Regions from separate parts of the Homo sapiens genome. Here region 2 is linked to region 1. A link is a loop called in an ENCODE intact Hi-C map of the cell type or tissue named here. Cell type or tissue: sigmoid colon. All regions are shown on one strand. Links, peaks and the distances in the headings refer to the core of each region. The heading gives the core; the rest is flanking DNA.

The links. A loop is a pair of places that touch in the nucleus more often than their neighbours do. Peaks named below come from ENCODE experiments on the same cell type or tissue, not always from the same donor. Only the 100,000 strongest peaks of a DNase experiment are listed, where the experiment ranks them.
Region 2: it touches region 1 in a loop (5-fold over the local background); 1 of 110 quality-filtered maps calls a loop at or near these places.

The regions. Positions count from the first base shown.
Region 1 is chr20:33,022,264-33,027,635 of GRCh38, forward strand. It overlaps BPIFB2 (BPI fold containing family B member 2), which reads left to right. Exons shown (of 16, transcript NM_025227.3): 16 at 1,079-1,440. The coding sequence ends at 1,120. Among named protein-coding and RNA genes, the nearest start is that of BPIFB6, 6.7 kb to the right of the region's middle. In sigmoid colon, for the core only: no CTCF peak of the experiment used is centred there; no DNase peak of the experiment used is centred there.
Region 2 is chr20:32,962,232-32,967,603 of GRCh38, forward strand. LOC124904887 (a long non-coding RNA gene) reads right to left here. Exons shown (of 2, transcript XR_007067565.1): 1 at 5,366-5,372; 2 at 4,653-5,008. Among named protein-coding and RNA genes, the nearest start is that of SUN5, 40 kb to the right of the region's middle. In sigmoid colon, for the core only: no CTCF peak of the experiment used is centred there; no DNase peak of the experiment used is centred there; H3K27ac peaks cover 1,206 bases.

The DNA of each region.
Region 1 (5,372 bases), core at 145-5,144:
GGGATATAAAAGGAAATTCAGTCAGCAAGACATGCCTAGGACAGAAAGCTGAACCCAGGTCTCTCAAGCCCAATGTCTCACGTGCTGTTCATACCCGATGAGTGTGACCTGCTGATGTAATTCCAGGGAGGATGCCCTTGTTCCTTAAGAACTACTCTCTCAAGGCACTTGGGTGATTATCCGCCCCCATGAGAAGGAACGATTGGTACACAGAGGAGCAGGGCTCTGTGGGGATTTCCCTAGGACTTCCCAAAACAGGCAGTTAGTGGCTGACCCACCTTGGCACTTGACCCAGCCACTGGGTCAGAGGTGAAAAGTCCCTAGTCCAGTACTGTTACCAATGGAACTTTCTGCAAGGATGGAAATTTATACTGTCCAAAGCAGCAGCCATGATAAGCCACAGGTACATGTGGCTACTGAGCACTGAAATGTGGCTAGTGCAACTGTGGACCTGAATTTTTTATTTTGTTTCATTTTAATGAATTTCCATGTAATTAGCCATAGGACTAATTAATTAGCCATAGCCACTAATTGTGGCTGCCTTATTGGACCACAGAGCCCTAGGCTACGAGCTACACTGGGGCAGGAACTGGGTCTGGCTTGTTCTCTGCTGGCTCCCCAGCACCTGCCACAGGGCTTGGCTTATAGTAGAGGCTTGATGAAGATTTACTGAATGAATGAATGAATGATCGGCAGCCCTCCAGAATGCTCCTGCAGTGGAGTGTAGCATAGGGGAGCTATGGGGGGTGCCTGAGTCTGCTGGAGAGAGTTGGACTTGGAGAAGATGCTCCATGGTTCTGGGCTCCCATTCATAAAGCATCAGTGGTATCCACCATCGGAGCAGCAACCAGTGCCTTCCATGGGGGTCTCACTGCATCCTCACAGTGACCTTGTGAGGTGGAGGCTGTTACTACCCCCAAAGTGACAGACTGGTAAACTGAGGCCCAGAGAGGCAAAGGACTCTCCTCACAACCCACAGCAAGAATGGCAGAGCAGAACTCAGAGCCAGGCTGAGGGGGCGGCTGGGGTCCTGCCTGTGCCTCCTCTGACCTGGTCCATGGTTTCCTTTGCCCTTCAGGGCTACGTGGTGATATCCAGTGGACTCTTCTACCAGAGCTGAGGCAAGACCACTGGGAGGCCTGAGAGTGGGCCAGCTCGCTGCTCAGGCGAATTTCTCATTTCAAGCCACTGGGGAAACTGAGGCAAAACCATACTTAGTCATCACCAACAAGCTGGACTGCTTAGCTGGGCTGTTTTATCTTCCCTGAGTGCCTGGGTCTCCCTCCCTCACTTCTGCCCTTTCCCTTCCTCCTCCTCTTCTCCTCCCTCTTCCCTCATCTCCCCCCTCCTTCCTCTGCCCCACCCCAGCGGGGAGCAGACTGCTCCTCCAGGCTGTATAGACCTGCCCTCTTGCATTAAACAACTTCTCTTGAGCTGCAACTTTCAGCCAAGCCCAGCAACCTCTTTGCATACCTAAGGCCAGTTCCCTACATGCAGTCTCCAGGTTCTGTCTGTCCCTGGAGCCACCAACGCTGCCTGGGAGAAGAAGAAGACATAACCACATCTCTGTTGATGACATCTCTGTTGATGACATCCATTGACTGTGTCACCTCTTTGCCTGGGGGAGCTCCTGTTTTGAAAGAGGACCCTGGAGAGCCGCATGGATGAGCCTGAAGTTAGAGCACCATGGTGGCACTTTGGGCACAGTGCCCCTTGCCTGGCAGCTTGCCCCGTCTTGTAACTAGAACCTCATAGGAGCCCCATGAATCAGGCAGGCAGAGACTGGAGTTCCATTTTATGGATGTGGGGACTAAGGTCCACTGAGGAGGGGAATGCACGGTGCCTCAGAGCTGGATGGTGACATGACCTTCCTTCAATCCAGACATGAGATGTCTGGTTCCCTCTGCCATTCTCCGGCTCCCAGAGCTGGACCTTGTCCCTGAGTCATGAACTTCAGGTGATGGGGAGTTCATTGCTCTTCTAGGCAGCTTCTCCATCTTTGGTTTCTCTGCCTTTGGTTTTACGAGCAAGTTTTTTGTTCTAAGGAGGCAGCATCTGCTTCCTGGGCCTCTGCCCTTCTGGTCACACTGAACATGTCTAACCCCTTTAGCCTCTGAATGCCCTTCACACCCAGTGAATCACACAGAACAAGATGACCTAGGGAACACCAAGGGATGTAAATGCTGGCAAGTCAAAGCCATGTGATTTTCTACCCCTGATAAGCTAATCTCTTAGCCAGAGATAGGATTCCTTCCTGCCTAGATATATGGTGTTTATGTTCTGTTTATGTTTCCTTTGGGGAGTAAAAGGTGCCTCAATTTTTACCACCAGTAAGCAAAGCCTTTGGCACGGTGTGACCCTAGCCACTCTTCCTGTGAGGGTTCAGGTTCATTCCTAAAGTTTCCAGCATGAGAGATCGAAGGTACTGGACCAAGCCCAGAGTCTTGGTGGTGGAGAACAGGTTGGGGGTGGTACTGAGAGAGTGGCAAGGGGCAGGTTGGAAAATCCACCCCCATGATTTTGCTCAGGACAATGTGACTCGTATTTCATTTGGTTATTTGGTTAATTAATTCACTCATCCTACTTTTATTGAGGGTTAAAATAGGCTGAGCTCTAGAAGTGAGGGAGGGAGACCCAGGCACTCAGAGTGGTCTGCAGTATGAGAGAGACAAAAAACTTAAGACAGAGCCATAGTCCATAAAGGAAGTTAATAACCTAGGAAAAGATTATGAGCTCAATATGTCAGTCCAGTGATCCATCTATCTATCCATCCATCCATCTATCCATCCATCCATCCATCCACCCACCCACCAATCAATCTATGTAACCATCCATCCATTTATCGATCATCCATCCATCCACCCATGCATCCACCTACTCACTACCCATCAATCCATATAACCATCCATACATTTGTTCATCCATCCATCCATCCACCCACCCATCAATCCGTATAACCATCCATCCATTTGTCCATCATCCATTCATCCATCCATCTACTCACTACCCATCAATCCATATAACCATTCATCCATTTGTTCATCATCCATCCATTCACCCATGCATCCACCTACGCACTACCGATCAATCCATATAACCATCCATCCATTCGTTCATCCATCCATCCATCCACCCACCCATCAATCCATATAACCATCCATCCATTTGTCGTCCATCATCCATTCATTCATCCATCCATCTACTCACTATCCATCAATCCATATAACTATTCATCCATTTGTTCATCATCCATCCATCCATCCATGCATCCACCTACTCACTACTGATCAATCCATATAACCATCCATCCATTTGTTCATCTATCCATTCATCCACCCACCCATCAATCCATATAACCATCCATCCATTTGTCCATCATCCATCCATCCATCTACTCACTACCCATCAATTCATATAACCATTCATCCATTTGTTCATCATCCATCCATCCATCCATCCATCCGTCCGTCCGTCCGTCCATCCATCCATCCGTCTGCCCATTTATTCAGTCATTTTTTCCAACCAGCCAGGCTTTGTTTGTACCCATGATGTACCTATTTCAATAATATATGTTCTTTTAGGTGAAGGGGGGATGAAAATGCCTCAGTCAAGCTCCTTGCCCAGAAGGAAGATGGTGGTCTGTCCAAAGAGAGTTGCCCTCATCCTAAGGGACACCCTTTGGTCATTCAGTTAGGTGCCTGCTGGGCTCTGGCTGCTGAGAGGGACAGATGGGTGTAGCAGTTTGAGTCCAGTTAGAAGATAGAAACCACACAGGAGCTCAAACAGGGGAAGTTTAATATGAAGAGTTATTAACTATGATAAAAGAGTCACTGCAAGACATAAGGAAACTCTATATGGTCCTCTAGGGCTGAGGGAGAGTACCCAAGGAAAGACAAACTCGGAAGGGCTTCAGGCGTTATTGGAGAAGGCATTGCTCAGCCTAGTGGATAGCACAGATGTTGGCTGGTGTGGCCAGGTTGGAGATGGCCTCAGCTGGCCTAGAGTTGCTAGAGTTGCTGGGCAAACAACAGGAAACTAAGACCTTGGGATCCAGTGTGCAAGCAGCATGGGGTGACGAAAGAGGGGAGCTCTGGGGTGTGGCTTGCACATGGAGCAGCTCAGGGTGTGGCTTTCTGGACTACAGGCGACTGGATAGAGGTAACGTGGGGCTACTTATGGAGGAGTCTGGGCACTGGCATGGGCAAGAGGCCTTCAGAGGGGTTGGGCCAGATGGGTGGGGGCATGGAGAGTAGTTCTGATTTCTGTTTGGAAGGGCTGGCCCCAGGCTGAGGTTGCAAGTTTGCAGAGGGATTGAGTTCTGGACCCATGGCTGGGATAGGCTTCACCTGCACACACTCACACAGCCAACTCCAACCCACATTGGAAACTGCAGGAAGCCTCTTCCTCTTGTACTGCCCTCTCCTAAGAAAGGTTGACATCATGCTCACTTTAAAGGAGAAATACTTAAGTGAGTCCCATTGCTTATCATGGAACATACACTGAAGGGTGCTTTTGGAGCTGAGAGGCAGTAATAAATTGCTAACTGACACAGTGGGGCAGAGGAGAAAAGGACCGTGTTTTCCCAGGTCAGGTGCCTTTGCAAATCTCTCACTTGTCCACTTGCATGGCCACTCTTTGCCCTGAATGTCTACCCTGCATATTTCCTCGCTAGGCTCTTTGCCCAACATGGGATGTCTTTACCGGAGCCTGTCTACCCCAACGCAGCAGCTCAGATGCAGTCTCCCCTGGCCACAGCATGGGGTGACCTACCTGCCTGGTTTCAGTCTCCAAACCCCTCCTCCTCAATCACTGTGTTGCCCTTTGATTGCACACCATGGTTATTGGTGTCCATGACTTCCTTCCCCACCGCACCTCCCTGACCCTTCCCAGAGCCCAGAGTACAACAAATGCATAATAAATGTGTGGTGAGCGAGCTGTTTGCACACATACATGGTGGAGCTCTGGCCCAGGCTTGCCTCAACCCTAAGCCCTGGGCAGGCCATGTGGAAAGCCCCATCCTCATAGGCAGGTGGGGGCTGCTAGACTTGGAGTCCCCTGTGTTGGGTCCCCAGAGGGTCAGTGGGGAAGGGAAAAGATGACACTGAGCTTCAGGACTGGCCCAGTCTCTAGCGTCTGAGAGTTAGAGAGGAAAGGAGGCTAGGGAAGGCTCCCTGGAGGAAGGAGCCTCAGCTCGTCCTGGAAGCATGGCTGAATTTAGAGCTGGGGTAGGGAGGGCATCATAAGGAGCCAGGCAGGGCGATTCTGGGGCCCGGAGGAAGAGAGGAGCCCTGTTGAGTATGCCTTGGCAGGTGTTGGCCTGGGCTCTGGAGCCCTTGGATCCACATTCAACCCCTAGCTGTGCCATTCACTTG
Region 2 (5,372 bases), core at 155-5,154, 60 kb before region 1:
TCAGCCCTCTTGGCAGCTGGAGATCCCATTCTGGGGCATGTGGGGCCCTCTGGACATATCACCTGCAGCCTGAAGGGAGCTGGGGCAGCCCACTGCTACTGAGCAAGGAGGAGGTGGGCTATAGGCTGGGGGTTCTTGGGGGATCTCTCTGTCTCAGTGTCCTCACTGACCCTCCTGTGCAGTCCGAGGCTCAGCCCTGAGGGGCGTATGTGTCGTTTCTCATCTCTGTGTTTCTCCTTCCATTTCCCTTTACACTTCACAGGGGTGGAAGCACGGGCTCCCCACCACCACTCTGCTGGGAGGTTGGGAGGTTTTTTTTTTTTGAGACAGAGTCTTGCTCTGTCACCCAGGCTGGAGTGCAGTGGCACGATCTCGGCTCACTGCAACCTCCGCCTCCCAGGTTCAGGTGATTCTCCTGTCTCAGCCTCTCGAGTAGCTGGGATTACAGGCATGTGCCGCCATGCCCGGCTAATTTTTGTATTTTTAGTAGAGACAGAGTTTTGTCATGTTGGCCAGGCTGGGCTCGAACTCCTGACCCAAAATGTTCCACCCGCCTCAGACCCCCAAAGTGCTGGGATTACAGGCGTGAGCCACTGCGCCCGGTCTGCTGGGAGTTTCTGCGTCACCTGTGCCTCCTTCCTGGGGTCACTGCATCCTCTCCTGTATGAAGAAATTATGATCTAAGCCCTCCCAGCTTGGTTCTTGCATTAAGGAGTCAGGGGCACGCAGGAGCCAGGCATTATTGAGGCCAAAGTCCATCTGCAGTCTGTATCCCAATACCATCTCTGTATCCGTTTCCTAGTGCTGCTGGAAAAAAAGTACCACACTTGATGTCTTAAAACAACAGAAACTAATTGTCTCAGCTCTGGAGGCTGGAGGTCAAGGTGTCAGCTTGGAAGAGGCTGCAGCTTACGTGTCAGTAGCTTCCCAGTAAACCCACCCAGCAGCCCTTGTTGATTTTCACTTTCACAACAAACACCTATTAAGTGCCTTCTAATCTAGAAAACTCTTCCTTATGGTGGAGCTGAAAAAGGCGTCCGTCTGGGGCTGAGGAGAGGCTGCTGTCTGGGCCACAGAGGATCATGGGATGTGTCCCCAGGAGGAGGTGCTGGGGATCAGACACCTTTGTGGTCGGGGTTGGGGGCACAGGTGATGGGGCCCTGCCCAGGCCACGCGGACCCCAAGCAGTGCCTCCCCTGACCTTCCCCTCATACCACCTCCCCTGGGAAGTGGCTTCTCATTTTAGAACCCTGCCTTTGTGTCCCAGGGCTTCTGGATGCCCCTGGAAGTTGGTAACAGAGCACCCCACACAGGGGCCTTCAAACAATAGACATTAATTTTTTCACAGTTCTGGAGGCCAGAAGCCCAAAATCAAGGTGTCAACAGGGCACCTTGAACCTGGTAGGGGAGGACCCTTCCTTGCCTCTTCCAGCTTCTGGTGTTTGCTGGTAATCCTTGCTTGGTGTTCCTTGGCTTAGAGATGCATTTCCCGCCCCGCTCCTCACTCTGCCTCCATTGTCACACGGGCATCTTCTTCATGGGTCTCCATGATGCCTCTTTTTTTTCTTTTCCTTTCTTTTCTTTTCTTTTCTTTCTTCCTTCCTTCCTTCCTTCTTTTCTCCTCCTTCTTCCATCTCCTCCTCCTCCTTTTTTCTACTTCTATCTTCTTTCTTCTTCTATCTTCTTTCGTCTTCTCCTTCTCCTTCTTTTCCTCCTCCTCCTCCTCTTCTTCTCCTTCCTCCTTCCTCCTTCCTCCTTTCTCCTTCTCCTTCTCCTTCTCCTTCTTCTTCTCCTTCTTCTTCTCCTTCTTCTCATTCCTCCTCTTCTTCTCCTTCTCCTTAGAGACAGGATCTCACTCTGTCACCAAGGCTGGAGTGCAGTGGTGTGATGATCATAGCTCACTGCAGCCTCAACTCCCCAGGCTCCAGCGAACCTCCCCGCCTCAGCTTCCCAGGTAGCTGAGACCACAGGTGCACACCACTACGCCTGGCTACTTTTCAGAATTTTTTGTAGAGGCCGAGTGCAGTGGCTCATGCCTGTAATCCCAGCACTTTGGGAGGCCGACACGGGAGGATTGCTTGAGGTCAGGAGCTTGAGACCAGCCTGGCCAACGTGGCGAAACCCCGTCTCTACTAAAAATACAAAAATTAGCCAGGCATGGTAGTGCATGCCTGTAATCCCAGCCACTTGGGAGGCTGAGACAGGAGAATTGCTTGAATCTGGGAGGTGGAGGTTGCAGTGAGCTGAAATTGTGCCACTGCACTCCAGCCTGGGCAACAGAGCAAGGCTGTGTCTCAGAAAAATAAAAAAATAAAAAATAAAACTTTTGTAGATACAAGATCTTGCTGTGTTGCCCAGGCTGGTCTCAAACTCCTGGGCTCAAGGGATCCTCCTGCCTCAGACTCCCAAAGTGCTGGGATTATAGGCATGAGCCACTGCACCCGACCACAGTGTCTTCTCATAAGGACACCAGGCATACAGGATTAAGGGCCCGCCCTACTCCAGTATAACTTCATCTTAACTGATGACTTCTGCAACAACCCTATTTCCAAATCAGGCCACATTCTGGGGTACTGGGCCTGAGGGCTTCAACGTATCCTTTGGAGGACACAGGTCAACCCATAACAGCCCCCGAGGTCGGGGAGCAGAAGAGAGTGTGGCTGCACTGAAGATTTTTCCCAGTTTCTTTTTCTTTTTTTTCTTTTTTTGAGATAGAGCCTCACTCTGTCGCCCAGGCTGGAGTGCAGTGGCGTGATCTTGGCTCACAGCAACCTCCGCCTCCTGGGTTCAAGCGATTCTGCTTCAGCCTCCCAAGTAACTGGGATTACAGGCATGCGGCACCATGCCCGGCTAATTTTGTATTTTTAGTAGATATGGGGTTTCACCATGTTGGCCAGGCTGGTCTTGAACCCCTGACCTCTGGTGATCCACCCACCTCATCCTCCCAAAGCGCTGGGATTACAGGTATGAGCCACCAGGCCCTGCCGATTTTCCCAGTTTCTAGAGCTTTCAGCTTTGTAGCTGACGCCCTCTTCTTAAATCCCAGCTGTTCTCCCAGCAAATTTCAGCTAGAGTCCCTCAAACCAATGATGAACTCTAAGTTACCTGCCACCTCCCCACTGACCCAGGGACCGGTGTTTCTGAGCCAGGCACGGAACAGGGGTGGCTGTGCTCGATTCCTCTCTTCCACCCTCACTGGATTTCCCTCGTTGACTTATCCGAGAAGGAGTGGGCTTGAACTCTCTTTCCCTTCTGCAAAAGGATGGAATTTCCAGCATTCCCTGTTTCTCAAAGTTGAAGGAAGTGAGAGACAACCTTTATTAGACACGTTCCAAGCATCAGGTCCTGAACCAGGTACTGAAACTGTATTTAATCCTCACATCATTCCACGAGGTGGGTGCTGATATGACCTCATTTTGCAGAGAAAGAGAGGTTCAGAGAGGTGAAATTGCTTGCCCACGATCACGCCAGGAAGTGGGGGAGTCAGCGTTTGAACGCTGCCAGGCTCAGCTGCTCTGAGTGCAACTGCTGGGCTGTCCCAGATAACTCAACCCCCACAAAGCTATGTCCATTGGCTTTGGGGCCTGTCCTGGGCTCTGGCCTTGCTCCCTTGGGAGGAAGGACCCCTGGTCCCTCCTGACTGTGCTGTCCTGGTGTCTGTCCAGTTTAGCCCAGCCTGCGAAGGGCTTGGTGACTTTGGCCACCACTTGAGGTGGGAGGGGAGTGTCCCTGCCAAAGGCTCATTGGCTGATGCCAGAAATCAGCTTCATTTACCCAAGGTACCCAGCTGATGCACCCAGTCCTGGTTGTCAGCACCTCAGGGTCCTGCCTCTCCAGCGCTGAGCCCTGGTGTAGTCTGTACAGGTTTGGAAAGTGAGTTGTGGGCCCGGGCAGGGGCGCAGCTGGGATTGGAAAGGAAAGGCAGGACAGGCAAGGCCTGGGGCAGCTGTGGGCTCTCTTGAGCGGGATAAGCGAGATGCTCCTCACCAGTCCAGACTCTATTTCCAAAACCCTCTCCTGCCCATCAGCTCACTTGAGCTGGACAACAGTTTTCTTAGGCATTTGCCCCATTTTACAGCAGGGCAAACTGAGGCTCAGCGAGGAGTAAGGTTTCACAGCTAGAAACTGGTAGAGCTAGGATTCGAACCCAGGGTTTTCTGAGCTAAAGCCCTCGATCCTTCCATTACATCCTGCTCTGCGCAGCATCTCAGGTGGAGAACTCAGGAAGTGGGGAGGTGTGTGGATAAGCTGGTGAAAAAGCCCAAGGCCAGGCCTAGGGCTGGTCCCTCCTCTGCCCAGAGGAAGGACACGGGGGAAGGACACTGGGGCTGGGGAGCAGGGAAGATGGGGGTGGTAGCAACCAGGCTTCGGGGGATTTTCTTAGAGGCTTCTGCATAACCCTGACCTGGAGGGTGGTTCAGGGTTTCCTTTAGAGACCCAAGATCCTGACATGGGGACACCTGGCTGGACACCATGGACCAGGACAGGCCAACCTGTCCCCAATCCCCTGACTCTGGGACTCTTCAAACCTCCCCTCAATGCACCCAGCCCCATTACAATAACATTCTGTGACCCACCCTTGAAGGGGTCAGTTGACCCTAATGTGTCTTTTCCCTGCCCGGTGCTGTTTGTGCCACGAGGACAAAACCAGGTTGGGCAAAGCAGAGTCAAACTTTATTCGTTGATCAAGGAATGGGGAAGGGGAGCTCATGTTCAAACCACCTTCTCCCTAAGGCATAGGGCAAAGGGGGATTTTAAGGGCTTTTAGGGCAGGTAGGTGGAGACTGGGCCAGGGATTCCTGGAGAAAGGTGGGTTCTTCCAGGAGGGGCTGGACCCTGCACAGTCTTGTCTTTTGCACCCAGCACTTTTTGTGCCTAGCAAGGTGCATTGCTCCCCCTGGGTGGAGATTTTCTCAGGGTAATGAGGCAAGAGTTCAGTCAAGGCCGCACTGCTCGGTTCAGCTCATCCTGTGGCTGGTTCGTGGTTATTGGCTTCCAGCCTTCACTTCTGCAAGCACAGCAGCAAGCACAGGTTAATTTCGCAGGTTGCGGGGCTTTTCTGAAAAAACTAAGATCATGCTGCAGTGACGCTTTCACTATGTTTCTCACACGATGTAGATCTGGTGAATTGTAGGCACTTAAAGAATTGTAAGGTCTGAGTCTCATCTCCTACTCTGACTTCAGCCAACCCTGGAGATTTGCCTCAGGTGCCACAGCCCACAGGCCATCCCTCCAGGCAGCAGGTGCCCAAGATGCAGCCGTCACAGGCCCCAGCATGACAGGCAGGGTTGAGCTCCACCAATAGCGAGTGAGCAGCCATGTCTGTCCCACTGCCCACACCCAGCCTCTCCCACCCAGGCCCTACCTGGGAT